2 separate regions of the Homo sapiens genome follow, and region 2 is linked to region 1. Evidence: read pairs that join two places in POLR2A ChIA-PET (ENCODE). Cell type or tissue: PC-9. All regions are shown on one strand. Each heading gives the region's core, and the rest is flanking DNA. Links, peaks and the distances in the headings are about the cores only.

Region 1 (15,295 bases), core at 6,908-10,907:
GCCAAGGCAGGTGGATCACCTGAGGTCAGGAGTTCGAGACCGGCCTGACCAATATGGAGAAACCTGTCTCTACTAAAAATAAGAAAGTTAGCCTGGCCTGGTGGTGTGGGACTGTAGTCCCAGATACTCGGGAGGCTGAGACAGAAAAACTACTTGAACCCGGGAGGTGGAGGTTGCAACGAGCGGAGATTGCCTGGATAACAGAGTGAGACTTCATCTAAAAATAAATAAATAAACAAATAAATAAATAAATCTCATTTAAACCCTGTTTGATTACAAATTTGCATTCCATTGCCTAAATTCTGTAACAAGTTCATGTCACAGGTGCACTTGTTAGAGTTCTCTATAAATGAAAAATACACTGGACTCTTTGAGCTGGTATGTAAATGTTCTGCCCTGTTGTCCTCATATACATGTTCTTATACTCTGCTTTTCTGGGGGACAATGTATCCCTATCTTTAATTAGGAAAATATGAGCACTATCATTACGGGCATAGCTAAGGATATACTAAACTGATTTATGAAAAATGTTTAAAAACATATTAGCCCTAAGGTACTACTTTTACCTCCTGTTAAATCTAATGCAAATAATATCCTGATTACATTAACAGAGGCATGTAAGTTTATGAAAATCAGCAAAACTTCTAAATATCCAGTATGTTTGACCTTCACTTAGCTCCATCTCTCCATGACCACATGAATTTTGCCACTTTAGCTCCCTACTTTCTTGCAGGTAGTCATCAATTTTCCTGCTTCAATTGTTACTAAGGTTTATTCTGTGTAGTTAATTCTTTGCAATCTCTTCATGCAGGCAGTGATAGATTCTTGCCTCATCATGATATAATTAACTTCTTTACATAATATTTAGCATTAAAACAACCTGTTTATTTTGAGAGGCTATTATAATGCAAGGAGGTATGTTAAAGAAAAGGAGAAGTTTTCTTTCTCAAGTTCCAAGAGCATGAGTTTCTGGGCATAAAATTTGAAAGAAAACTCATTGAGAGTGGTTTCTTTCTCTGTTAGAATTACATGCATCTCTACAATTCATTGGTTGCGAACATCTTATAAAACAAAGTTGTGTAAGTCAGCAAATACATCTAATTTAATAATGCCTAGATTCTAAACACAATTTATGAAACTCCAGACATGACATTAGCTAAAGAGAGTTGAGAAGAAGAAAAGGTAAATGTGAACTCTGACAAGAAATTATGGGAAAGGCTCCTTCAAAGAAAGGGGTCAGCAACATAGCCTTATGGCTAAACACCAAGAAGTAAGCCTTGGTGCTGATTTCACGTTCATAGAAATATGCTAGGGAAGTGTAGGTAATATTATATTTACACATCCGTGCTAACCTCCTATTTTTAACACTCAAGTCTAGCATATAAAAAAAATGAGAGTAAATCTTTAGCTCAGAATTCATCCAAAAATGAATTCCTTTTGCTTTTTTGATTAAGATCCACTCATCTATTTTTGCAATCTTTGAATATGGGAAGAAAGAGATTTATCAGATTCACAACATACAACTCATATAACTAAAAAATAGCTTTCTATTCATGTTTCAGGACTGGCAGACAGGTAAAGTATATGAGCTTGGCCTTGTTTAAAGAAATTTGTATTAAGAAAACAAGGTGTGAATGATATGGTTTGGCTGTGTCCACACCCAAATCTCATCTTGAATTGTAGTTCCCATAATCCCCACCTGTCATGGGAGGGACCTGGTAGGAGTCCCTCCAGTCCTTATTGAATCACAGGGACGGTTACCCCATGTTGCTGTTCTCATGATAGTGAGTGAGTCTCACAAGATCTGATGGTTTTGTAAAGGGAGTTCCCCTGCACATGCTCTCTTGCCTGCCACCATGTAATGTGCCTTTGCTTCTCCTTTGCCTCTACCATGATTGTGAGGCCTCCCCAGCCATGTAGAACTGAGTCCATTAAACCTCTTTTTCTTTATAAATTACCCAGTCTCAGGTATGTCTTTATTAGCAGAGTGGGAACAGGCTAATACAATGACACTTTCTAAATTTTTCTTGAAATAAAATCATACAATCCAAGCATATGTTTGATAATAAAATACAAGATGATTAATGCTTAATTTCCATTAAATTTAAAAAGACATACTTGGGATATCTGCAAGTATGAAGGCACTGGGAGAGATGGCTATGAAAAGTGAAAATTTGTACAATGCTTGCACTAGGCCTTATATAGAGAGAAATGTATATATACATATGTGTGGGTGTGTTTGTGTGTGTGTGTGTGTGTGTGTGTGTGTGTGTGTGTGTGTATAGAGAGAGAGAGGAGAGATCTCATCCCAGTGCCTTGGGATGGCTGTGCATTTCAGAAATCTTTGTGTCTTGCAAAATCATGTACTAAAAATCACAAGGTGTATGGGAACAATAAAGCTTAGGGACTGATTTCCCCCAAACAAATGCAACTTTGTAACCAAAGCAATAACAAAACAATTATTGACATGTCATAAAACAACTTAGTTCAGGGATGCCACTTCAGCAACATCAAATAGGTGCAAAAACAATAAAGTAGAAATGCTGGCTTGAGGGCCGCTGAGATAATGCAAACACAAATGAAGGTCTGTGCTCCTTGGTAAAAATACAACCTGCTGAGAGAGGCCTCAGTCCCAGGAGTATTGCTCTAGCATCAGAGCTCCGGGCTAGAGTTTGCTTTTAATTTTCTTAAAATATAGCTAAAAATGTTCTTACCTGTGCAGTAGCCAAGTTGAAAGCTTTTTTTCTTTTCTAACACAGTTATAATTCTACTTCTGCTACACCAGCCTCTCTTGCTTGGGCAAAATTGATAATGAAACAACTCAGTTTCCTGTTACACTGACATCATCTCCCCTACTTACCAATCATGTAAGAATTCATTTGTGCTAGGGAAATATGTGTTATAGCACAACAGACTATAGGTATCTTAGGAGCTGTCTCTAATTTGTATGACAGTCATGAATTGCTTAAAGATGAGGATACATTCTGAGAAACGCATCACTGGGCAATTTCATCATTGCATGAACACAAATTTAGATGGCATAGCCTACTACACAACTAAGCTATATGGCATAGCCCATGCTTCTAGACTAAAAACCTGTATGTTACTATACTCAATAGTGTAGGCAATATAACATCATGGTATTTGTGTATCTAAACATATCAAAACATAGAAAAGTGATAGTAAAAATACAGTATTATAATCTTATTGTACCACCATCATATATGTGGTTCTTCATTGACTAAGACATCATTTTATGACACATGACTATACTTTATTGAGCTATTGATATTTGTATCTATATATAGATATTCATATCTATTTCTTTCTATATTTTATTAATCTTACTGTAGCCATTAAGAATTCCCTCATAGCATGTACTCACTCTCTCCCATATATATTTCTATATATACACATGTACATAAAAAAAAATATATATATATATATAGCTTTAGGCCTTGTATGGAGGGATATATATATATGGGTTTCCTGAGGCCTCCCCAACCATGTGGAAGATATATATATATAGATATATAGATATATAGATATATATATAGTCCCTCCATATAAGGCCTAAAGCAAGCATTATAAAAATTTTCATTTTCATAGCTATCTCTCCCAGTGCCTTGTACCTGTTCAGAGTTAGAGGATGATTATAATATAAATGCGGTAAAGAAAGTGCCACCAGAGGGCTGGGAGGACAATCCTGAGTGTTTGGGGATATGGAAGCCAAGGCAAGAGTCTGTGACAGAAGAAGGGAGACTCAGCCTAGAGTCTATGGAGGGTAAAGGTTGTTGGAGACATATTCTTTGGATTTAAAAGTAATGAGTTTGTCTGTGACTTTAACAAGAATAGTTTCAGCAGAGTAGCATGGCCAGAAGTCAGATTTCAGAAGTTTGCATACTCAACTAGAGGATACAAGTAGAGAAAGCGCTTGTAGATGACTCTTTATGAAATTTGATTATAAAATAGAAGAGAGAATAAGGGGAACAGCTAGAGGAGGATGTAGATTTGGTTATTTGTTTTATTACAAGGAAGAAAAATGTTTAAATGTTGTTGTAGGTGGTGGCCATCTAGGACACAGGCTAGAAAGTGTGTATATTAGGGAGGGTGGTCCCAGAGAAGGCTGTATGTGTTAGGCAAACAGAAATATAGAAGCAAGGTGGGAAACTTTTACATGGTGTATTAGTTCATTTTCACACTGCTATAATGAAGTATACGAGACTGGGTAATTTATCAAGAAAAGAGATTTAATTGACTCACAGTTCAACATGGTTGGGGGGTCCTCAGGAAACCTACAATCATCATGGAAGGTGAAGGGAAAGTAAGGCATGTCTTTCATGGTGGCAAGAGAGAGAAAGCATGCAAGGGAAACTGACACTTTTAAACCATCAGATCTTGTGAGAACTTCCTCACTATCATAAGGGCAGCATGGGGGAAATAGCCCCCATGGTCCAATCACTTCCCATCAGGTCCCTCCCTTGACATGTGGGGAATTTCAGATGAGATTTGGGTGGGAACACAGAGCCAAACCATATCATTCTGCCCTTCCCAAATCTCATATCCTTTTCACATTTCAAAAGTAATCATGTCTTCCTAACAGCCAAAGTCTTAACTCATTCCAGCATTAACTCAAAAGTCCAAGCCCAAAGTTGCATCTAAGACAAGGCAAGTCCCTTTCACATATGAGCCTGTAAAATCAAAAGCAAGTTAGTTTCTTCCAAGTACAATGGGGCTACAGGAATTTGGTAAATGTTCCCATTCCAAATGGGAGAAATTGGCCAAAATGAAGGGGATATCAGCCCCATACAATTTCAAAATCCAGCAGAGCAGTCATTAAATCTTTAATCTCCAACATCTCATTTAATTCCATGTCTCACATCCAGGGCATGCTGATGCAAAGGGTGGGTTCCCACAGCCTTAGGCAGCTCCACCCCTGTGGCTCTGCAGGGTACAGCCCCTGTGGCTGCTTTCATGGGCTGGCATTGAGTGCCTGTGATTTTTCCAGATGGATGCTGGTGCTAGCTGTTGGTGGATTTACCATTCTGGGGTCTTGAGGAGAGTGACCCATTTCTCACAGCTTGACTAGGCAGTATCCTCGTGGGAAGTCAGTGTGGGGGCTTCAACCCCACATTTCCTTTCCACACTGCCTTGGCCCAAGTTCTCCATGAGGGCTCCATCTGTGCTACAAACTTCTGCCTGGACATCCATGCATTTCCATACATCCTCTGAAATCTGGGCAGAAGCTCCCAAAGCTCAGTTGTTGTCTTCTGCACATCTGCAGGCCCAGGACCACATGGAAGCCACCAAGGCTTGGGGCTTATACCCTCTGAAGCGATGAGCCAAGCTGTACCTTTGCCCCTTTTAGCCATAACTGGAGCTTGAGCAATTGGGATGCAGGGCACCGTGTCCTGAGGCTGCACAGAGCAGCAAGGCCCTGGGCTTGGCCCACAAAACCATTTTTCCCTCCCAGGCCTCCAGGCCTGTGATGAGAGGGGCTGCCATGAAGATATCTGAAATGTCCTGGAGACATTTTCCCCATTGTCTTGGGGATTAACATTTCGGCTGCTCATTACTTATGCAAATTTCTGCAGCCAGCTGAATTTCTCCCAAGAAAATGTGTTTTTCTTTTCTACCTCATGGTCAGGCTGCAAATTTTCTAAACTGTTATGCTGCACTTCCCTTTTAAATACAATTTCCAGTTTTAGATAAGCTTTTTGTGAACATACATGACTGAACACTTTCAGGTTGCATCTTGACTGCTTTGCTACTTAGAAATTTCTTCTGCCAGATACCCTAAATCATCTATCTCAAGTTCAAAGTTCCACAGATTTCTAGGGCAGGGGCAAAATGCCTCTAGTCTCTTTGCTAAAGCATAGCAAGAACAACCTTGCCCCAGTTCCCAATAAGTTCCTCATCCACATCTGTTACCACCTCAGCCTGGGCTTGACTGTCCATATCACTATCAGTATTTTGGTCAAAACCATTCAACTAGTCTCTAGGAAGTTCCAAACTTTCCATCATCTTCTCTTCTTTTTCTGAGCCCTCCAAACTGTCCCAATCTCTCCCCATTACCCAGTTCCTAAGTCGCTTCCACATTTTCAGGTTATCTTTATAGTGGTACCCTGCTCTTGGTATCAGTTTTCTGTAATAGTTCATTTTCACGTTGCTATAACAAACTAGAATAGAGGTTTAATTGACTCACAGTTCTGCATGGCTGGGGAGGCCTCAGGAAACTTACAATCATGGTAGAAAGTGAAGAGGAAGCAATGCACATGTATCTTACATATTGGCAGGAGAGAGAGTGCATAGGGAAACTGCCACTTTAAAACCATCAGATCTCGCGTGCACTCTCAGTCTATCAGGAGAACAACATGGAAGAAACTGCCCCCATGTTTCAACCACCTCCCACCAGGTTCCTCCCTTAACACGTGGGGATTACAATTCGAGATGAGATTTGGTTGGGGACACAAAGCCAAACCATATCATATGGTAATGGGAGAAAGGAGGAAATGATAGTTGCATATGAATAAGCATGTAGGGTCAGAAGAAGAAAGTTGAAGTTTTTGTCTAATATTTTCTATTTTCTTTGAAGTAGAAGATAAAAGGAGGTTATTTTATTAGAGTTTTAAAATAGCTGCTGTTAAGAACAAGAAATAGTTGAGACTGTAAGAGGGCTCATAGGACAACTGATGCAGAGAAGGGTCACTGACATGAGCAGTTGATCCCTTTCCCCATCATCCTGGATCTCAGTTTGAGCTGACCCACATGTGACATACATACTTCAGGAAGATGGTTTAACAACCATATGATCCAGCAGAACAGTCCCTTCCCTTATATTATTCTAGTGAGGCCTGTCTAATCCAGCTTTATTTCTCACTGGAATTCATGAGGAAAATAATTATGTTAACCTCAGCATCTCCTCTGTGTGTGCTTCACTGGGGTAAAATAGGAATAACACAGGCTCTGGTACAAGGCCGACCCAGACTGCCTTCTCAGCTTCTTTGTTTCCTAATGGCACAGCAAGGACTTCATTTTTTGGATCTCATTTTCTATATAAAGCAGAGTTAAGCACCTACTTTTCTGCAGTCCTTACAAGCATTCAATGAGGCAATATATGTAAAGGTTCTGGCACAGAGTAGATGCTCAGCAAAGATATAGTTCCTCACTTGTATAGTTAAATGCTGCTTCTAGAAATTGTTAGCTTAAGAAACGAGATGTTATTAGAGGAGATGTTAGTTTAAGAGAAGAGATAAGATGGTTGAGGATTTAGAACAAGAGTCTGACAATGTTTAAAACGTTTCTTTGCTTTTTGTAATTAAATTGTCAAGCAGTACTCCCAGAAGAAGTTTGTTTTATGTATTTAGGTTTCTCAAACTAATAATCATTGTGTGTTTAAGAAAGAAGAGACATTATAGGGCTAATGAACCCTGGTAGGTTGGTATTAAGGCTAGAAAAAAAAGAAGAAAAACAAAACTGTCTGGGTGGCATAAAGATGAATAATATGGGTTTTTTCTGTTGTTTGTTTTGGTTTATTTCTTTTTGGATCTCAATAGAATCATTCAGGTAAATTAGATAATTACTTACCAGATAAAACTGCATAATCATTGACAAGAATTTATTCAGAGTCAAATTTCGAGATTTAGGTTTTTATCTATTAGGTATAATTTGGTGAACTTTTCAACCATAGGTACTCTTTTTGGTCCTCTACCAAGCAAATCAAACACCAAGTAGAAAGCATAAGGTAGGCTAAAGGATATTTCTTCATTTCACATTTTAGCACGTACCACAGGACCTATTTCAATGGGTAGAACTATAGCTCAGGAGGTTAAATACTTAAAGCAGTTTTAGACAGGAGGCATAGCAGCTTACACCCTGCCTGTGTTTATACACGTTTACATATAAAATTATAGAGAGTTTTAATAGCAATTTTTTCCATTTTGCTGGCAATTTATGTTTGTTCATGAACCCTTAGATAGAGGACTTCATGTTTTCTGTTTGTTCTTTTCTTGAGTAAGAAATGCTCCGGAACAGAAATTGAAATAAAACTCAACCCTTCTATCTCAATTACTCTAGTGGACTGCTTGGCTTTTGCCCTCTAAGAAATATTTTTAAATTATCAGAGGAATCAACATACAAATAGAAGCAAGGGTTCAACTGTAAAAGAAAGGCTATAAAGTGAAGATTGGCCTTGCAGACATTGTAAAGGCTGAAGCACTTTCCCTGAACAAAGGGATAGTTGATCTTATCTTGATGATGTGTTGCTCCCAGCTGAAGAAGTATTTTGTTTTTGCTACAGACTAACCCTGGGTCTATGGTGCCATCTGCCCAAAGGACAGTGCTTCCAGGATGGAACAGGGACAAAGAGTCTGTATTATCCTGTGAAATCATAATCTTGTAAAATGCTTCGGAGAGGTCAATCCTGTAAAACAACCTCAAACTCAGAAAAGATTAACTCTTCAGATTATAAATACGTAGTTTGTTCTTTCATGTTTACCAGCATGTTTTCCAAGAGATTGGCCATACCTGAGTTTTTAATCACACAGTTTATATCAATGATAGTAAGGGTGTATAACCTGATCATGCTTCAAAGACATTTATAAGACATAAGATTTCTCATACAGAAATAACTGTATTTTACAGACTAATGATTTGGAGTGCATGAATTGGATCTTATGAACTAATGGATGTTAAAACTTCAGACTGCAGAAACTAGTTCCGACCTTGCAATTTACGATGAAAATACCATGGAAGATACACACGTTTTAGAGAATTAAAACAAATAAAAGTGTAGAGACAGGAGTACGGCTTTGAACCCTTAATGGCAGCTTAAAAAGACTCAGAAATGCTATTAGAGGCTGCTGTTTAATACTTCACACTGACCCAGAGCTAGCAATGGTATAAAAGCCTTAAATTATTACTCAAAGGGGTAAATGGGAGTCACTCTAAATCACAGAACAATGGATGGTCTAATTCAGAATTTATTTCTTTTCCCTGATGTCAGTAAAAAGCTCCAGTGATCAAAACAGTGGCAAATTAGATTTCTGGGCACTTTAAATGGTTTTAGATGTTGAGGTCACACTTCTTTATTATCTCTAATTGCACTTTAAAGTGTATTGCTTTCTTGTCCTTAACACTTGTGTCGATTTATTTTTCTCATATAGGTGAATACCTCTTAGGATGTAGTTAGAACAGGCCAGATAAGAAGTGGTGGGGCATGAGAAATAGTGGTGAAAGTTGAGAAAAGGAACTGATTAAAGGTACATCCATATCTTTTTCAATGATATGTATGCAATTAATTCAGTATGAGAGGCAAAGGAGAGGCAAAAGGAAAAGGAGACTTCTAGTCATTTTCTTCAGATGATTTTGGTTAAATGAAAATGTCTTTCTTTGAAACTGGGTATATAACACAAGAAGGAGGTTTGGAGGAAAAATATATACTTCATTTTGTAATGTTGAATATAAATTGCTCACTTGGTGGGATGTCAAATAGGCTGTCAAATACATAGATTTGGAGCTTAGGTGGAAATAATGACTTGGCTGTCGTGAGTGAAAAGCTGGTGGTTGCAGTCATAACAATAAATCAGATTGCTCAGGAAAAATAAGTAGCACAAGAGAAGGACAAGGATAAAACTCCAAGGAATAGTGAAAATTAAAGGGCAAGAGAGGAAGTGAAGCCTAGCAGGAAACACACTGAGCAATGGTCAAATTAAGTTAAAAAATTGGTGCATTTTAGAAAAACCAAAGTAGGTCAAGAAAGGAATAGTCACTAGTGAACAAAGCCACAGAATGAACAAAGCGATTTTGCAAGTTAGGAAAGTATTGGTGACTTTATAAAGAAGAGTTTTTATGGAGTGGTATTAAATTTGAAACCTGATTATGAGGTAAGTAAATGGAGACATAGACTGATATTTTTGGAGGTCTGACATAGAAAGAGGCTTCAAGCTAGAAGGGAAGTAAAAGGCCCCAGGATCATTTCTTTTAAGTGTAAGAGAGCTAAACTAATTTATTTTAGAAGGGAACACCTGTAAAGAGGGAAAAGATGAAGAATAAGACAAAAGTAAATGATGGAGGCAAAATTTTGGAGCAGACCAGACAACATAAGATCTGGCGTAAAGATGAAAGAATTAGATTTGGACAGAGGAGAGCTGTCTTTCTCTAAGAAGTAAAAAAAAAAAAAAAGGTGTATCTCTTCTAAAGCAAATATGTAATCCAATTCCTTTTATTTTAGTAAATAACATCATAACTAATGTACTTTTAAACTCAGAAAAACTAGTAAACACATAATAGATGATGGTAAATAAATTCAGTCACTCTAATTAAAAAAAAAATCCATCTCCCAGGTGAGAAGCAGGATGCAAAAGACTTGACACATAAATGTAATTAACTTATCTAAATAGAAGGGAGGTCAGGGTGGAATAGAATCAGAGAGGGGGTATTTATTCAGCTGTATCCAGGGGAGTTGTATTGATAAAATCTCTAATTATTGTTGATTCCATGCAACAGCCATAGAACCACAGTAGAAAGGAAAGTATCAGGTAAGGAGCTGAATGACAGTAGCCACTGAGTCATTCAGCTCATTCCTCCTCCTCTGACTCCATGTTCATAATATAACATCCTCCATGTAACTTGGCTTACCACAATAGCCTCCCTGCAAACGGTTTTCCAATGACCATGATCATTCCTTTTCCTGGACAATTCTAATTCTATTTTCTTTCATATCTGGCTGGTAAGATCTGACTTCTCAAAGACCAATCACCACTGGCTGCAATATTGGGATGGTTCTGCACTTTAAAGCTGGGCATAACTGAGCCTTGATGACAATAATTTCATCTAGATTATGTCATCCTGTAGATGCTCCGCTCCCCTAAATGACACCTCTATTATCATCTTTAATCTCAGACAACAGCTTTGTAGACCCAGATGTTTATGAAATTATATGAATAATAGAATGAATAATAGAGTTTATACATTTCTTCAAAACCCCATGCCTTAGGCTTTTCCTAGTTTTTCGGAATGTCCGAGCACACAGGCCTATGCTGCTTTTAGTGACTACAGTGTGCCCCATAGCTAGATCCTAATTGTGCATTGCTAATATTCAGTATTTTAAATGCCTTTCATACTCTCTTATCCTAATATTTTTTATTGTAAGGGTAAAATAACTGAAAAATAATTTCTTTATTTATCTTTTATAAAGCAAGCGGCAAACCAAGATTCAGTCACAACTACAGGCCTTCTATTTCACAGAAACTTAATTTATTTGATGATATGAAAGCTTAGCTTTTACAGTTCAATTACAAGTGTGGTTGAAATCCAAGTATAAAAATTATATTTTACAAATCCTGTAAGTAGTAGAATGGTAAATTAAGTTCAGAGTAAGAATTGAAGTACCAGCAAGAAAAGATAAAATGTTTTTTGATTTTAAGAAAGGAAAGGGAAATTTAACTTTTAAACAATAGCTCGTAATTCTGAGTGGGAAATTAATATGAATCTAGAATTTATTTTTCCTCTAAGCTTCCTTTTTGTGGTTTTTTTTTCCCTTTTCAGATGCTGGTTAAATTTCTTATCTATTTATTTCTATCTTTATTTTGGAATTCATCACAGCCTTATGACAATCACTTGAAAGATGACTATATTTGATATATTTGGGTGGGAATACAACCATAGCCCACCCATTTGGGCAATTCTCAATTTAGGAACAAATGGTATTAAGCATTTGTGGGGGAAAATAGGAAATTTGTGTAACTGTCAAAGCTCATAGCACTCAAAGCCACCTAGAGGATTATATCTCATGGCTCTCTCTTCACACAGTAGCTCTGATAAACAACAAGGGCTGGTGGTGAAGGCATCCCAGCCAGTACACGTAGGGTCAAAATTTACATATATCTGATGCATATAGATACACGGAAACACAGACATACATAAAAGGAAAAAAAGCTTATTCTTCTAGAGTCATAATTTGTCAACTGTTAAAGAGAGGCAAAAGAAAGGATCATTGAATTAATAAAACATCAATTTAGCTCCTCTTTGCAAGTACTTATTTTTAGTTCCTGATAAAGAGGTGATGCTTAAAGTTTATATCACACTTTCCTGGAAGATTTTTATATCCTGCCTTTCTGGAAGTTGAGGAGTAGAGACAAAACTGTGAGAGATTTAACAGGGCAAGATTGTATGAAGCCTAGAGAAGAGTTTGATGTTTATTTAATAATAGGGAAATTACATGTCCTTAATTGAAAATGTATTAACATTAAGTCTAAATTATTTTAAGAAAGAGATGAGACTTAAGTTCTCTTTGTATGCCCAGGTCATATCCATGAGAAGTCACAAAATATTTGTTAATAATAATAACATTAATGTCAATAGCTGTCCCCATGCCACAGTTCTAAGGTACATGAAATATGTTAGAATTGGAAAAAAGAGAGGGACTCAGTGCCAGAGCTCCAGCTCAGCTTTGGAAAGGCTATACTATGGGCAGAATAGAGAGGTTGGATTCACAAAAACAGGTGTTCTCCCAGCCCACACCCAACCCTGCAGCCCAAACTTAGTGTGTGTGTTTTTGTTGTTTTCTTACTTGCTTTTTTCTGCCTTTTTATTTAAGAGGTTTCAGTTGGGCTAAGTAAGTTAATGAAGACTATCCAAGAATAGGCATTATTCTTATGCTCAAAACTGTTTCGAGCTTCCTTCATTTTTAAATGTCTTTATGGTATTTAAATGGGCGATGGTGAGAAGGCATATCAGGCCCTGCCTGACTTCTGCCATCCTAATGCTGGAGTTTTTACAGTTTCAGAATTCTCAATCTACTACATGCAGAACATTATGTATCTCCAGAATAGGAGAAGGGAGTGAGACCAGGTAGATAACTGACATGAGAAATCATATGAAATGAAAAGGATAATTACTCCAAGGATAGATAGTTCAGGAAAAAAGCTAACCTTTTCCCTAATAAGCCCTAATTGTCAGTGAAACACTTGCCTTGAGAAATGCAAAATAATTTGCTATAGTGATAATCGACTTTCTGTTTTATCCTCGTTATTTGGAGTTTGCAGCAGAGGATTCTCAGCTTAAACATTAACATTCAGGACTGTGCTTTATCTTTGTTTTAACCATCCAACTTCTTAATTACCATATTTTGAGATTACTGTCAAGGGCTCTGTTTTCTATTATTCAGTTTATAACAGTGCTATAAAAATTTAGTCATTATTTTACATAATAAAAACTCAATTCATAATCTTATTTCATGCACTAATGTTTAAGTATGCAAACATGATCTTCATGCTTTTAATAATTTCATTCAACTGTTTCCAAAGGATGTTAGTAGGAAGTTTTCATTTTTTAAATTTTTCTATACTTTCAACTTGTATTTTAGATTCAGGGAGTACATTTGCAAGTTTGTTACCTTGGGTCCATTGCATAATGCTGAGGTTTGGAGTATGATTGATCCCATCACCCAGGTACCAAGTATAGTACCCAATAGTTACTGTTGCAAGCCTTTCTCTCTCCCTCCCTCTTCTCTCTAGTAGTCCACACTGTCTATGGTTGCCATCTTTATGTCCATGAATACCCATTCTTTAACTCCCACTTATGAATGAGAACATGTGATATTTCATTTTCTGTTCCTGAGTTAATGTGCTTAGGGTAATGGATTCCAGCTGCAACCATATTGCTGCAAAGAACATTATTCCATTCTTTTTTATGGCTGCATAGTATTCCATGGTGTATACGTACCACATTTTCTTTATCCAATCCACCATTTGTGGGCACCTAGGTTGATTCCATGTCTTTGCTATTGTGAATAGTGCTGTGATTAACACACAAGTGCATGTGTCTTTTTAGAAGAAAGATTCATTTTCTTTTAGGTATATACCCAGTAATGGGATTGCTGGGTCAAATGGTAGTTCTGCTTTAAGTTCTTTGAGAAATCTCCAAACTGCTTTCTACAGTGGCTGAACTAATTCACATTCCCACCAACACCGTAAAAGTGTGCCTTTTTCTCCACAGCTTCAGCAGGGTCAGATGTTTTCTGACTTTTTAATAATAGTTATTCTGACTGGTATGTGATGGCATCTCATTGTGGTTTTGATTTGCATTTCTCTGATGATTAGTAATGTGGAGCTTTTTAAATACATTTGTTGGCTGCTTGTATGTCTTCTTTAGAGAAGAGTCTGTTCATGTCTTTTGCCCACTTTTTAATGGAGTTGTTTTTTACTTGTTGAATTAAATTCCATATAAATTCTAGATATTAGACTTTTTTCAAATGCGTAGTATGTGGCTATTTTGTTCCATTCTCTAGGTTGTTTACTCTGTTGAGTTTCTTCTGCTGTGCAGAAGATCTTTAGTTTCATTAGGTCCTACCTGTCAATTTTTGTTTTTGTTGCAGTTGCTTTTGAGGACTTAGTCATAAATTCTTTCCTAAGGCCTATGTTAATGTTGTTGTTTTCTAGATGGTCTTCTAGGATTTTAATAGTTTGTGGTCTTACATTTAAGTCTTTAATCCACCTTGAGTTAATTTTTGTATATATAGAAAGGTAGGGGTCCAGTTTCATTCTTCAGCATATGGCTAGCCAGCTAGCTCATAAGCATTTATTAAATAAATTTCTTTCCCCATTGCTTATTTTTGTTACTTTGTCAAAGATGAGATGGCTGTAGGTGTGTGGTTTTGTTTTTGAGTTCCATGTGGAACTGTAAATCTAATTAATCCTCTTTCTTTTGTATATTGCCCAGTCTCAGGTATGTTTTTATCAGCAGTGTGAAAATGGATTAATACACTGTGTTTCTGCTAGAATACAGGCATGTTTTGGGAAGTCTGAAGGACTGTTGGGGCAGCTCACCTAGGATCCATGGGACAAAAGCCTGTCAGAAGGGAAAGAGAGAGTCAAAGAGTCAAAGGTGTTTGAAGACAATGGGCCAGTGTCCACAGAGAAGGGTGGTTCTAAAAACAGCATGCTATCTTCTATTCAGATCATCCTCTGGTCTTTACAGATTCATGCTTCAGTGATAGTATAAGCAAGTGGTTAAAAAAATGTATGATAAATGGGTCATAAAGAGTATGAAGTGTCTTCTGCCAGAGGCACATGTACCAGAATTGCAACGGGAGAAACATCTTCAGCAGAAAGTCAGCACCTTCACACTGGCCCCCATGGCTTCCTTGGGACGTGAGCAAGGATTACTAGAGGTGATAAAATTAACTTTTTTTTTTTTTTTTTTTTTTGTCAAATGACAGTGGTAATCAGCTTCAAAATAGCTCCCCATTTTCCTCATCTACTGGTATTCATGCTCGGTTTAGTTCCCTGTTAGC
Region 2 (15,295 bases), core at 4,563-8,562, 100 kb before region 1:
GCTCCTGCAGAAAACTGATATATAATTTCTATTACTCATTTTAAATAAAAAAAATTTGGCCGGGCATGGTGGCTCATGCCTGTAATCCCAGTACTTTGGGAGGCCAAGGCAGGTGTATCACTTGAGGTCAGGAGTTCAAGACCAGGCTGCCCAACATGGTGAAACCCCATCTCTACTAAAAATACAAAAATTAGCCTGTTGTGGTAGCATGTGCCTGTAATCCCAGCTATTCCAGAGGCTGAGACAGGAGAATCACTCGAATTCGAGAAGCAGAAGTTGCAGTGAGCTGAGATTGCACCATTGCACTCCAGCCTGGGTAACTGAGTGAGACTCTGTCTCTAAATAAATAAATACATTTTTTTTGGAGGCCTATCTATTGAAGCAAATCAATTAGCAGAATATACATTGGCCAAGATCAGCCCTCACATTCTCATGTATCAGGCTGACAATTTTAAGTAGGTACTATTTAACGGACACATAGAGTAAGTTTTTAGTTCTTATTTTGATGTTTTACATAAATAGTCATTTAAATAATATATGTTAATTTATTATAAAAATTCAAACTATACAGAACAGTAAGGGAAGAAAAAATATTAAAAGGGCTTATCCCCAGTCTACATTTTTCTTTTTTTCTTTTTTTTTGAGATGGAGTCTTGCTCTGTCGCCCATGCTGAAATGCAATGGTACGATCTTGGCTCACTGCAACCTCTGCCTCCTAGGTTCAAGCAATTCTCTGCCTCAGCCTCCCTAGCAGCTGGGATTATAGGTGCCTGCCACCAAGCCTGGCTAATTTTTGTATTTTCAGTAGAGACAGGGTTTCACCATCTTGGCCGGACTGGTCTTAAACTCCTGACCCCGTGATCCACTCGCCTCAGCCTCCCAAAGTGCTGGGATTACAGGCGTGAGCCACTGCGCCCAGTCCAGTCTACATTTTTCTAAATGGAAGATTTTAGTGAGAATTCAGAGGATTTTGTAGTCATTCCTTTTTTCAGTGTTGTTTTGGGGAGCAAGGGAGCTGACAACTATCCTATTAGACTCTTCTGTTTCATTTTTTAACTTTGCTTTTTGAGATTTATGGCTTCACTTTGTTCTTGTGTCCTTATTTGGTTGCTGCTTATAAAAGAATTCTTTTTCTTTTTCTTCTTGATTTAAAGCTATTTTTGTTCATTTTATTAGTCTGGGGGAGGGTGATGTTATGGTGCTGCATAGTTTGTTTTTTGTTTTGTTTTGTTTTGTAACCCAAAAACTCGTGTTTGGCTTGCAAAGCTAAAACGTAAAGTGGACCGATGTTTCCAATATCAATTTTGACCCTGTGTTTTGCCTCTTCAAGATTTAAGATTAACTTGGAATGCTTGTACAAGTAAAGGAAAAATGTTACATTCTGAGTCAATCAAGCTCTGATCAGCTGGAAGAATTAATAAAACCAATCTCTGAGCTGCATTGTCATCTTGAAAAATAATGAGTTTTCAGAGTTTAACCAGTGCATTATATGCATATGCATACATGTCTATGTACAGAGTTTCACGTGTCACATGTTTCTAGGGGAGGTACTACCCACATTTCCCTTTGGTGAAGGACTTGCTGCCCCAGCATCTAGGTGTGCTCTCAGCGCTTCAGGAATTGCCTCACCTGCTGAGAGCTACCAAAGTCACACCCCTTTCCCAGTCCGCCACATCTGGTGGCTGATCTACATGGGAGAATAAAAGTCTGACCCTTTGACCCACTGAAGGATGACTCTGGCTTCAGAAGTCTTCATAGGGTCGGTAAAACCTGTCATTAGGCCTGCTGCTCTCCCCACTCCAGCTTTCCTCCCCTCTCTTTACAGGTGTTGATCCCAAGGGAACTCTCTAATAAACAGTTTATTAGAGATGCCAATAAACTAAACCTCGCTCTCAGAATCTGCCTTGGAAAACCTGATCAGTGACAAAAACATACTGTGTGCCTTCCTCTCAACAGCCAATTTCTCTGTGTCCCACTGTGTAGCGGCATTTCATTTGGTGGGTTTAGCTCAACACTTAGCCCTGGCGTGAATCCTTTATCTAAACCAGTCAGGCTCTTCCTATCTAACTAGCAATAGCCAAATGTTCAGATAATCCAGGGTTAGTAAGTGAGCATGTTACAGTTGCCTGATCACGGGCATTGATTCAGGGACAGTCCAATCAGTGTGAATTTCAGGACTTTGGTGATTGTAGAAATTAATACTGCTGGCTTGCTCTTGAGATATGAACAATATTGCCCCCAATAGCTGCTAGTCTCCACCTTCCAACAATATTGGGAAACAGCTTGAAGAAGATGCTAGCACACAAAGAAAAGACTAACTGAAAGAGATATTCAGAAAATAAGCTAGGCCCAGATGGAACTATGCCGGAATCCTGTCCTGCCAGCATGGGTGCAAATGGTTCATGAGGATGGCAATTTTTTCTCCTAACAAGCAACATTTCAGAAATAGCAAATTAAATGGCTCTGGGTGCTCTCAAAGGTTAATTGAGAAAGTGGAATTTTTAGCCTATGAGCTGGTTAAGGGAACAAACCTGGTAATGTTAAGAATAATCATTGTTGCCCTATTATGTGAAAGTCAGACCTACATAAAGAAACACAAAAAAATTGCATATAATGGATCTCTCAAGCAATTTGGCCACATATATTTGTTGTATATTTGTCATAATTTTATTGCTTTTACCTTGGAGCCATTGCAGATGCTTAGTAATTATATTAGTGAGGCAATGGAAATTTTTTTTCGTTCTTTCTCTTTTATCCATTAAAGTAAATTGTTAGGGAGAAAAAAGGTTTAACACAATATGAGTACCTTAATGGTGATTCCTTTATAGTTCAGTGACACTAGGAAAATGCAGTATGTGTTGTTTTCTTTCTCAATTGAATTTTGCTTAAGGGGAAATTTAGTATTGAGTTTTTATTTAAAGGAATGTGGAACACGGATATAGGTGTAAGACTTTGGTCTCTTTGTGGGTACATTTTGCAGTATTGTATTTTTAATTTTATTCTGTTTCATTTATTGTAAGAAACAATGTACACATGCAGATGGAAAACACTGGAAGCTTAGTGATATTCAGCTAACAAAATGAGTATGATATTTTCTGGAGATCTAGCTCAAAATTATGTATATAAATGAACAAAGGACAGAAAAAAAGACCAAAAGTAGCAAGAGGGTAAAAACATTCATTATTGAGGTATGCATGTGTGTGTATATATTTTACATATATATAATACAAAATTCAGCAAAAATGATTCCTTGACGAAGAACTAAAATCAGAGAGAAGCAAAAACTCTTGCTGACTGATGATTCAACAGACTGCAAATAACTTTTCCACAGTACGCTTGGTAATTTATAGACAGAAAATGGTTTCAATTATTTTCTGAATGAAATCCCATGTGAACTCTGACATGGAAAATGAGAATCTAAAATGTTACTGAATATTACCCTGAAAAGCTTAAGAGTACATGAAATGTAAAGTTTTTAAATACCTTACCTTGATATACTTTATTTTGTTTTTAGAGGAGAAAGTCTGGTTTGCCAGAGGGAAAATAGAAACTAGGTGGTATTACTACTTTAGAAGTTTTTCTTTTATTCAGTTGCATTTTGTTTGGGGTTCCTAATAATAGCATGGTTTTTTTTCAAATAAAAAAGGAATGCACAATATATTGGATGGTAAATTTTCTGATAATAACATTAATTGATAAAGATTACTCAGGAAACTTAATTTACATTTTATATCAATTTCAGACCACTCTAGGCAATGGAAAGAGAAAAGATAATGTAAAATTTCTACCACAGAGGCAATTGCACTATTACAGTGTTAAATATTGAGCATATATTCTAGGTTAACCAATAAGAAGGTAATATAAAAGTGAATGAAATAAAGGAAGGATAATTGTTTGCTGGCTTAATATATAGAAGTTTTAATATATAGAAGTTTTAATCTAATTACTTAAAATTACTCAGTGGTTTTTTACTTCTTATGAAATATATTCCCAAGTCTATCACTGGCATTTAACCTCTCTCAAGTATTCCCAACCTAATCTTCTAAACATATCTCCTTCCACAGATCCTCCTCTCCAGCCATGCTAGACTACGCCTTATCTCACCACCGTGCCTTTGTTGTTTTTGTTTCTGCTCATGGGAAAAATGTCTTCTGTAATCGCTAGCCAGAACACTTTCTTCCTTCTACAAATTCATATAACATGTTTGATAAGGTGAAAGAAACATTATTTTACTAAACACTCCAGAATTCATCTGAGGAAAGTCTCTGTTTGTGCATAGAAAACAAAGAATCTTTGATAGAATAACTGAAGAAAACAGTGAGACCTTGAGGGGATAGATTTCCAGAGTTACGGAAATAGACTCATGAGTTAAAATACTCTGACAAGAATAAGCAGGAAGAGAAGGAGAGAAAAGAGCAGGGAGTGTGGCAGGGGTGTGTGTTGGGGTATGGGGTTCAATAGAAAAGAGAAAGTAAATGCATGTAAAACATGGCAGATTTATGTTGGAAATTTTAAAAGCTGGCATATCTGATATTCTATTTTAAATTATGTTTCTGTGATATTCAAATGTGTAAATTCAAGAGATTCTACTCTACACAAAAGGCGTTTTGAACGTTTTCTTTCTCTTTTATTTTGAGATAGAGTATAAAGTCTATATTTGTTTAAATGGCAATAAGGAAATTAATAAAGAGCCTTAAGATTTAATGCAAAAAGTAAAATTCATAAAAAGCAGGAAATAGGAGCTAGAGGTGGATAAAGAAGTATCTTTTCCTTAAAATTTAGCCAGATTCTTAAGGTTAACATGAACTTTCCACTGGCACACACTGATAGAATTGCTACCCCTTATTGTAGGATGGCTGTCTTTTCTATTTGGGCTGGTATAACAGAATACCATAGGCTGAGTGGCTTATGAACAATAGAAATTTAATTCTGTTTTGGAGGCTGGAAAGTCCAAGGTCAAGGTGCTTGCAGATTCAGTGTCTGGTGAGAGCCACTTCCTCGTTTATAGATGGCTGTCTTCTTGCTGCATTTTGCATAGTAGAAAGGTCAGGGAGCTTTCTGGGGTCTCTTTCATAAGGGTACTAATACCTTATGCCATTCATGAGGGTGAGTGCTCATGACCTAATTACCTCCCAAAGACTCCACCTTCAAATACCTTCATATTGGCCATTAGGTTTCAGAATACAAATTTTGGAAGGGAGGTTGGGGGTGGGGCATAAACAGTAAGTCTCTAGCAGTGAACATCCATCTGTTTGCCTTTGGGCTTTCCTGGGTGTTAAGCAATCAGTGCTTAAACTGAGAAAGTCCCAGGTAAATGGAAATGAGTTGTCCATCCTAATAAGGCACAGGAAGACACCAACTGATACCCATGTGCCACAGGAACTCTCTCTGGCATGCTTATGGCAACTAATACATTATATCTTGAATTGTTAGTTACTACTCTTTTTGTGAAATATGTAATAAAATGGTAAGATAACTTTTTTTGCAAAAAAAAAAAAGGGTCCATCTGATACACACACACACACATATAAATTTGAAATATATACATATTCCCAATTATCTAAAGAGTCTTTATTCTTAATAATTATTCTAGTAATGACTAAATACATTTTTGATACTCTTCTTTTGGAGTTATTCAGGTCACTGAATTCTCAGCTGGTTCTCAGCTGGTAGTGATTATGCTCTCTTTCTCTAGAGGACATTTGTCAGTGTCTGGAGACATTGTGATTGTTGAGACTCGGGGGAATGGAGAAGCATGGCTAATGGAATCTACTGGGTAGAAGCCAGAGATGCTGCCGTACAACCTACGATGTACAAGACAGCCTTCTACAACAAAGAATGATCCAACCCAAAATGTTAATAATGCCTTGGTTAGAAAAATCCTGACTTATTATAGACCTTGAATATATTTTTCTACCCTAGTGTTGGCAAATGCTTGACTTGACATGAGGATTTGAAAGTTGAAACCCATAAAAAGTGTAGGAGGAGGTGACACTTTGAAAGCCTGTTTTAAATCCTCTCTCCATGCCAAACACATCAATGAGAGGTAAAATAATTTTTAAAACATCAAAATAAATATCCATAAACAATATAAATATCTTTATGTACCAAAAGTGGAATAGAAACACCACACTGTAGCCTGAGCTGGTGGGATCTAGCTTCAAAAGCAAACAAAGTCAGCCAGAGTTTGACTCTGGGAGAAAACAAAATCCAAAATGCCCCATCCCAGGGGATCCAAGCCTGACTCAGCTTCTGAAAGCACTGAGGGCTTGTTGCAGCATTCCATTAGAAAGAATAAAAAGCTTCTTACTATCACTCTGAGTTACAGCTTTCATAAGGATCTATATTAGTCAATATAACCTAGATTATGATATTGACAAGCAGCTCCAAAATCTACTGGTTTAAAAATGACAAAAGTTGATTTTGTGCTCAGCTACATATGCATCAGAGGCTGATAAGGAGTCTTCACTCATTGAGGTTTGTGTTCATTTTAGACTAAGGTTGATGTAGAAGCCTCTGCCTTTATATGTGCTGACATCTGCATTAAGATTAAAGGGCTCTAGAGGGTCTCACATTAGCTACTGTGTGCTTGGTAGTGAAATATCACTTTACGCTGGAAGTCATCGGCTAACACTGGTAACATGGTCTCATGTAGTACTATTCTATCATGTTGCTGGAAAGAGGGTTACTGCTTTAGTGAGTGCCACAGGCTCTTTATCTAAAGCTCTTTATCTAAAGCTCTGAGAAGTATGAAAAGCTAAGAACCAGGTTTACCAAGGTGCTTGCTTCAATGACTGGGTCTGTGTTAACTCCTATTTTATAACAGGATAGAAGCTTAGAGCTATCAATATGAGATCTTGTTATAATGTGGGGGTTTTGGTGAGTCCAGGATGACTACATATTATTATACAGGTGGAGGAGAGTGAAGAGAAAAAATATCCCACACTTAAGATCAGCTTGCAACCTATCATCTCAAGCCACATGATGAAACTCAGTAATATTTCCAGTTCTCCTTCTGAACAAATGGTAGGATTGCACAACCTTGGTATCACATAGTTAGGGCTGGAACGTGAGGAGTAAAATGATGTGTGTCACTTTCAGTTCACTATCAGATCTGGCACGTGATTTCCCCATATTTCTTTCTTTCCACCATAGAAGCAGGTAGATTCCAAATACTCTAGACTGCAACAGGCTGGCAGCTGAGTGAAGATCACATAGAGCGGATGCCTCTGTAGATCTAAGATGGACATGTAGCTTAAATGAGTGATCCTACCTACATTTTAATCCACTGAGGTTCTATTGTTATGCAGCCAAGATTACTGCATATCCTGAGGGAAACAGTAGGTATTCAAGTGTTGGGGCACAGAAACGGATACCCCAAAACATGGTGTTTTGACATGCTAAACTGAAGAAGAAGCCTCAAGTTCTCTGTGATCCCCTACCTCCTGTTTTTCAGTGCTCTGTCTCTCCCAAAGCACAGGATTATAATGTTCTCTAAAGATTTTTATCTGCCTGAAATCTGGACCTACCAAAGCAGAATACAATTACCTTTGGTTCCACACCTGAGTTTTCATTAACTGAACTCATATCACAGGAAGACTGCAGTCTGTCAACAAACCTGGACAGACTTTTGCCACAAACCATTGTCTGCTCTGTGGGCCCAAAAGACTTTGTCCCAGGCAATTGTATGTTCTTCAAGCTCATTGAATTCCAATAAAAATCATTTATTACCCCCACCTAAAGTCATTCACGCTTCCCTATTTCTGTTTCCCCTAAGAATAGGGAACATAACCATCTGTACCTCATTGCCTGGTAGGACAATTTCTCTGTGATTCTCTTCTATGAATGTTAATACATTTATACGTGTTTTCTCCTATTAATGTGTCTTTTATCAGTTGATTTTCAGTGAACCTCCAGAGGATGGAGGGGAAGTTTTTCCTTGGCTCCTTACACAAGATATATTTATTGAATGCTTAGCGCATTTTAAACCTGATGAGTGTTAAGCTAGACTTTTATTTTTTTTGAGACAGGGTCTTGCTATGTTGTCCAGGCTGGTCTTGAACTCCTGGGTTCAAGCAATCCTCCCAAGTAACTGGGATTACAGGTGTGCCCCTCCGCACCTGGCTTCAAGCTGGATTTTTCTGAAGAGTGTTGGGTATGAATTGGTGAAGGTCATCATAGAGGACATTCCAGGCTCTATAAACAACAGAGGTAGAGTGCTAACATAGTGTATTTACATGACAGCACAACTGAGGATGTTTTGCTTGAGTGTGGAGGTGAAGGTCAGCTGGGAAGAAAATTCCACGGGAAAGTTATAAAATGTAAATTACAACAGTTAATTTGTGTTAATAGGGCATCAGTTAATGAAGGACGTTTGGTTCTAGTTCGAAGAATTTGATTCTTGCTATCTTGAGATTCTTGCTATCTAGTTCTTATGAGGTGAATGTGACATAAATACTAGTTTTTGGTCTTTTTGAAATGACTATTAATATAGTAGCCATACTTAGAATTATTTAAGATGTGGAGAAGTAAACTAAAACTATTATTATAATAAGCGCAGTTTAGGTATTGATAGCGGTAATGGTATAGGAGTAAATTTGAGAGTGATTGGCCAAAAGGGAATATTAACAGGATATTTTGATTAGTATATATAAGGGAATTAGGGGGCACAGGCTAAAGAAAATAAATCTAAGTCAGAATGAAGGTGGCACACTTGACCGATGACTAGGGTGTTTTGTTTGCAGAAGAAGACAATACATTAAACTGTAGATTTTAGGAGTGGCTGGACATATCATGGTAGTAGCTGGCATCAAGTTATAAATCTGTGGCTCATGTGGAAGGTTAATACTGGAGATGTAGATTCATTTCCAATCACTGCATTTATTCCATTGGGTTATTCATATTCACTAGAAAGGCAAGCAAACATTTCAACGAGTCGTGATGTTCAACAAAAGTAAGAGCAATGCCAAGTCTGTAATTATGTTGTTAGATTTATCACTGACAGGCTTTAGAGTTTTAGTTTAAAAAATGGCTATCATGCAGGTAAAGGAGAGAAGAGATTGCCAAAAACTTGGAAACTTTATCATTTATACTTCAGATTTGTTCCTTTTACCCTGCTTTAAGGAGCTTAATTTTCAGCTACAGACTTAGCTTCTGGCTGATCTGAAGAACAAATAAGAGCTTACTCTGAGAGTTAATCTTTTTTTATTAGCTCCCTCACAAGTTTTAGGTTATATATGTGCACTGCCAAGTCTAGTCATTGTACTTGCTGCTGTTGAAAATGTTTGATTTTTTTTTATAATTCAAGAATAGACTCATTGTAATTATGACTACCCAAAAATAGGCTGTGTTAAATGAATTTATATTTGAGTTCAGAAACATTAAAAAGATATTTTTTTTCAGTTCATGATATTTTATCATCTTTGTTGCTATTGTTAAAAGCTAAAAAAAAGAAACAGCATTATCTTTATGTAAAGTACTTAATACAAAAATAGTATAGTATTAAAAGTGTTTCATAGGAACTTAATAGCATGAAACTAATTAAGAAGCAAGCCACTAATTCTTATGTATTTTGTTATGCTCATAAAGAAACTAGCCTTGTACAGGCAATAGAGAGTAGTCAATACTAAAATAATTTTTATTATTTTTATATTGGTATTGGATCAGAACACAAAGCAATTATATTAAGAGTTCAGGAATCTTGACAAATGCTGTACTATCATAGAGTGAATAAAATACACATGCTAAAGATAGCATTTAAGTTAAGTTATTTAAAGGTTAATCATGTGCCCATTATTGAATATATATTAGTTTTGTGTGAAAAAAGATATTTCTGATAGCATTATTGTAATTAGAAAGAGGAAATTCTTATAAGCTATGAAGTCTAAAAATTAAATAAGCTCTGAATGATTCAAATATTTAGGGTTCCTAACTCAAACATTAAATTTATAAAATAAGCCCAACAATGTTTTTTTTGGCCTATTGATATCATCTCTAAACAATACAAACTTAAGGATTGCATTTTTTTGACTTTTTCTAGCACAATTAAGATGCAGGCTGCTAGATGCAGATAGACAATGTTCTGCGCCTCTGTAATCCTCTAAGAATCATCTTATTTTCACATTGTCTGAAAATACATTTGGGGACTTTTAAGTTATTAAGAAACACGTGCTAAGCCATGTCTGAAAGGAAATGCTTAAAAAAACTGATGGCAAATTTCTCCTTCTATGTGGGAGGATTCTTTGTGTGTGACATAGGATGAATATTTTCTTTAGGATGAGAAACACACCAAATAATCTCAACACATCAATGGAACATTTTAACTCCATGAAACACATATTTCCAAAGAGAGATCCTGAACACTGTGGAATTTGTTTTTCTCCCTTATGGGGCAAAGAAAACATTTTTATCTTCCCCTTTTTTTTTTAACTTAATTTATTAAAAACAACTTGTAAAAAGCCACACACATTTTCTTAGTAGTATTCTCATTCTAATATCTTAAAAAAAAATCCTAACTTTTACATGCTTGTTGTAACCCTATAGAAAAAAACATTATTGATTTTATATTTCAAGTATCATAGTTTAGCCTTCATTTTGGCTAAATTACAAACTTAAATAATTTTATACCAAGATGAATAACTGTGAAAGTAAAGAATTTAGCTGACTGCTTAATGAGGTTCCCTATTTGGAGTCTTTAAAGCAATGTGGAATTTTGTCCAAACAGGACGGAAATATCTGGTTCTATTACTGAGATAAGCACCTGGATATTTAGATGCAGAAGCACTCCAGCTACTGCTAGTTGCCATGATAGTCATGTATAAATTGCCAGGACTCAAGTCTTAAAAATGTAGATGAGAGATTATCACTTCTATATCAGAATTCATTGATTACGCAGTGCTTATATAGCACAATTTTAAGTATTTTTAAAATGTTCACTCTTAACAACCCTAATGGATAGGTACCTTATTATCCCTATTTTAGAGAGGAGGGAAGCTGCCACTCAGCAAAGTGACTTTGGTCATTGGTTAAGTGATACAGTTAAGAACTGGCTAAGGCAATATTTGAACTTGGCAGACCAGCTCCAAAGTCTATATGGGTGTGTGTGCTGCCCCTCAGATGAAAGCTGTAATGGATCAGGGAGCAGCACTTGCCAGAATTTGTGTTTTTAGTCATCACTTATTAAGGCTAATGCTTGCCCCCTGCCTTTGTTTTGTACAATACAAGGGAAAATTTTCTGTCAAACAATGTGAAAGGCTGTTTTATCTTTGATCGGTGTGGAAAAGAGAATGATATTGTCAATTTTCATTGGTTAACAAAGACCACTGGGAATGTGGTAAAGTATCCTGAGAATTCATAAGTCTGAGGTATCTACATCTCCCTCTTATTTGTGGAGGATGTGTTCCAGAACCTCCCATGGATGCCTAAACCCACAGATAGTACTGAACCCTACATATACTGTGTTTTTTCTTATACAGTTAATGGGTAGGTAGCATATATAGTGTGGATACAGTGGAAAAAGGGATGATTCATTTTCCAGTCTAGACAGAGTGGGCATCTGCAAGATTTCATCACATTGCTTAGAATAGTGTCCAATTTAATACTTCTCAGTTTGATATTTCTGGAATTTGATATTTAATACATTTGGACCATGGTTGACCATGGGTAACTGAAACCACTGAAGAAAAAACTACAGATAAGCGGGGACTACTGTCCCCTTCAGAAGTCACTTCTAAGGTAAGTGTCAAATCTTGAAATTATAAAATAATCTAATGAAAATTTAAAAAAATTATGAAGTCCATCATCTTGGTGCTAATCTTGACAGAATTGTATTCATCTGTAGTTGCTTATAACCCAGTGGGGAAGATGAATGAGGAATTGCCTTATATCTTACCACACATGTAGCATAAACTGTATACATGTACAGACTGGCATACACTCACATAGTTAACACAATGTTTTTCGATTTACTTTTATGGGAAAATTTTGGGACAGAAGCTTCATTCTTGTGAATATATTACATTGAGTGTTTTGGTTACAGGGACTGTAGTTTGAATCCATGTGGCTCTTGGATAGTTAGCAGAAAGCAAAATAATTTCCAACATCCTGGAATATTCCATGCCCTCAGCAGGCATGTTATAGGTGAAGCCATAGGCTGAACTGTTTCAAAAAATGTCTCTAAATGAATCAATGATTTATACAAGTGGAAGTGAATAAGAACCAGTTATTTCAAAAATTGCATTATATATCAGGTGAATGTCATCTAGATAATTCTGCAGTTATTATACAACTCCAGCAAGCTAATGATGTCAAAGAATATATAACATTGTTCAACATCAAATATTCATCATATTTTTAAAAAACAAAGTCCCTCTTCTCTGCTTGCAATGCAGTGTCTCAAAAGTATGGCTAAAGCAGGAAGAAATCCTTTTTGTTTCCCTTGGAACTAAACCACGGAAAGCGTATGACATATATTTACCAACTTGTGAAACTTGTTTCCTGGGAGACCTGAAACATATTTATTTTGGAATATTATACTGTACACTAAAAAAAGTATTTGCCAGTGAAACAAGTGTGATCCAGAAATATTTACTGGGAAAATTGAAATCATTATTCTGAAATAAATGAGTGTGCATCATGTATATTGCTCACCAATAGAAGCAGGTATAGGAAAGAGCAGTTAGAAGGAGGGGCATGAGTATGGTGCTGCAGGAAAGATCACAATTTCCTGCTTGTTTCTCAGTTTGAAAGTTACTCTTCTAATTGTCACAGCATCTTGTTATAATGCAGAAGCAGTCGCTGAAGAAATTTATGCCCTAAAATTAGAGAAAGATGGAAAATTTGAGGACCACACAAATAGAGAATAGTGATTTCTGAGCTTATAAATATTTAGTGAGAGACATTTTGCAAAGAAAATTGGAAGAAGTTATTTCCCACCCACACTTAAGAATAGCATTAATAGAATCTGGTATTAATACACACAACTGGAAAACTTGTCAAAGTTGAGAAAATGAAGAACTCTGCCCAAAGATCCTTCACCTAGCAACATCAGGATGAGAGACTTACTTTAAACTTACTAAGGAGCAAATTAGAAATCAGAACCCCGGTCTATCTTCTGAAGTTCATGATATACAATTTTTATTATATAAACTATACAATAAAATCTAGTTCTCTTTTTATTATGCAGAATCTTTTTCATTGTTATTGCTCAGAGACCTGGCAATATTCAGATGGCATATTCAGAAGAGATAATTGGACACAGTTTTATAAAAGATCTATTTATAAAGTATGGCAAGGACCAGGGAAAACAAGCAGTGAATAGTAAGCAACCTAGCACTACTAACAGCTGGACAAGTGAAGGTAGCAGTTACCAGAATCCATTAGTTGGAAAAAGTAGCTGTAGGAGAGTGGCCACCCAGCAAGAGGAATGCTCTTAGTTAGAGAAAGTCAGCTAAGGGAAGACAATACATAGCCAAGGGGAAAATTACCCAACATGTCTCTCTGATCTTTTACATGTACCTCCTGTGATGTGCTAACTTGTGTCCCCCAAAATTCATATGCTGAGGTCCTAACCCTCAGTACTTGTATTTGGAGATAGAGTCTTTAAAGAAGTAACTGGAAATGAGGCCATTAGGGTGGGCCCTAATCCAATATGGCTGGTGCCCTTATAAGTAGGGGAGATTAGGACACAGGCACACACAGAGGAAGACCATGTAAGACAGAAGATATCCCATGACAAGGCAAGGAGACAGGCCTCAGAAAAACATCAACCCTGCCAACAACTTGATCTCAGATTTCTAGCCTCCAAAATTGTAAGAAAATAAACTTTTATTATTTAAGCCACCCAATCTGTTGTACTCTCTTATGGCAGGATAGCAAACGAATACATCTCCCATTGCATAAACCCGAACTGAAGCCAAACAGAAAGGAACTTGGTTGATACAGTAAATGACAGCATGCTCAGTGCCAGAAAGAAGTTGGAGAACGTTAGGAATCAATCTGGAGTGGGAAAAAAATCTTGAGCACATTCAAAATGAATTTTTGTAGTTTTCAAGTGTAGAATTACAGTAAGGTAGCTGGGAAATCCAGTGAGGTCAAGAGTCGGGTGCTCAGCATATGCAAACCCAGTTATCAACAACTTTTATATAAAACTTGCTTGGCTAAGACTTATGTCTTCATAGGTGTGCGTCTACATTCAAGGGACTTATTCTATCCCCCCTGCAAAACTAGAATTCTGCCTTAAGAATTCTGGGAAAAAAAAAATCTTCCGGTTCTGAAATTATTTTTTACTTTTAAAAGCTTTTTATTTGTAATGAACAAATAATAATTGGAGATACAATGTGATGTTTTGATACATGTATACATTGTGTATTGATTAAAGTAATTCACATTCCATCATATCAAACATTTATCATGTATTTGTGATGGGAACATATAAAATCCTCCCTTCTAGCTATTTTGTAATACATCTTACTGACTATAGTCACCCTACCGTGCAATAGGACAACAGAACTTACTTGTCTCTTTCTTTCTTTCTTTCTTTCTTTCTTTCTTTCTTTCTTTCTTTCTTTCTTTCTTTCTTTCTTTCTTTCTTTCTTTCCTTTCTTTCTTTCTTTCTTTCTTTCCTTCTTTCTTTCCTTCTTTCTTTCTTTCTCTCTCTCTCTTTCTTTCCTTCCTTCCTTCCTTTCTCTCTCTCTCTCTTTTTTTTTTTTTTTTTTTTTTTTGAGTCTTGCTCTGTCACCCAGGCTGGAGTGCAGTGACACAATCTTGGCTTACTGCAACCTCCGCCTCCCAGGTTCAAGTGATTCTCCTGCCTCAGCCTCCTGAGCAGCTGGGATTACAGGCATGTGCCACCATGCCTGGCTAATTTTTGTATTTTTAGTAGAGACGGGATTTCACCAGGTTGATCAGGCTGGACTCAGACTCCTGACCTCAGGTGATCCACCCTCCTCAGCCTCCCAAAGTGCTGGGATTACAGGGTGAGCCACTGCACCCAGCCTATTTGTCCTTTCTAATTGTAACTTTGTATCTGCTGACTATCCTTTCCTCATCTTCCCCTTCCTCCTACCTTTTCCCAGTCTCTAGTTACCACAGTTATAGTCATTACTTCTATGAGATCAACTTTTTCAGATTTGCATATGAGTGAGATCATGTGGTGTTTGCCTTTCTGTGCCTGACTTATTTCACTTACATAATGTCCTCCAGGTTCATCCATGTTATCACAAATTACAGCATTTTGTTCTTTCTTATGGCTGAATAATATTCCATCATGCATCTGTTTTGGAAGGGTTATTTTATT

Evidence for each region. ChIA-PET counts read pairs that join two places held together with the same protein. Peaks named below come from ENCODE experiments on the same cell type or tissue, not always from the same donor. Only the 100,000 strongest peaks of a DNase experiment are listed, where the experiment ranks them.
Region 2: POLR2A ChIA-PET joins it to region 1 with 5 read pairs; 2 of 35 experiments call an interaction of 5 or more read pairs at or near these places.

The regions. Positions count from the first base shown.
Region 1 is chr4:124,956,136-124,971,430 of GRCh38, forward strand. No RefSeq gene overlaps it. Among named protein-coding and RNA genes, the nearest start is that of ANKRD50, 250 kb to the left of the region's middle. In PC-9, for the core only: no CTCF peak of the experiment used is centred there; no DNase peak of the experiment used is centred there.
Region 2 is chr4:124,856,214-124,871,508 of GRCh38, forward strand. No RefSeq gene overlaps it. Among named protein-coding and RNA genes, the nearest start is that of ANKRD50, 150 kb to the left of the region's middle. In PC-9, for the core only: no CTCF peak of the experiment used is centred there; a DNase peak (open chromatin) is centred at 7,008.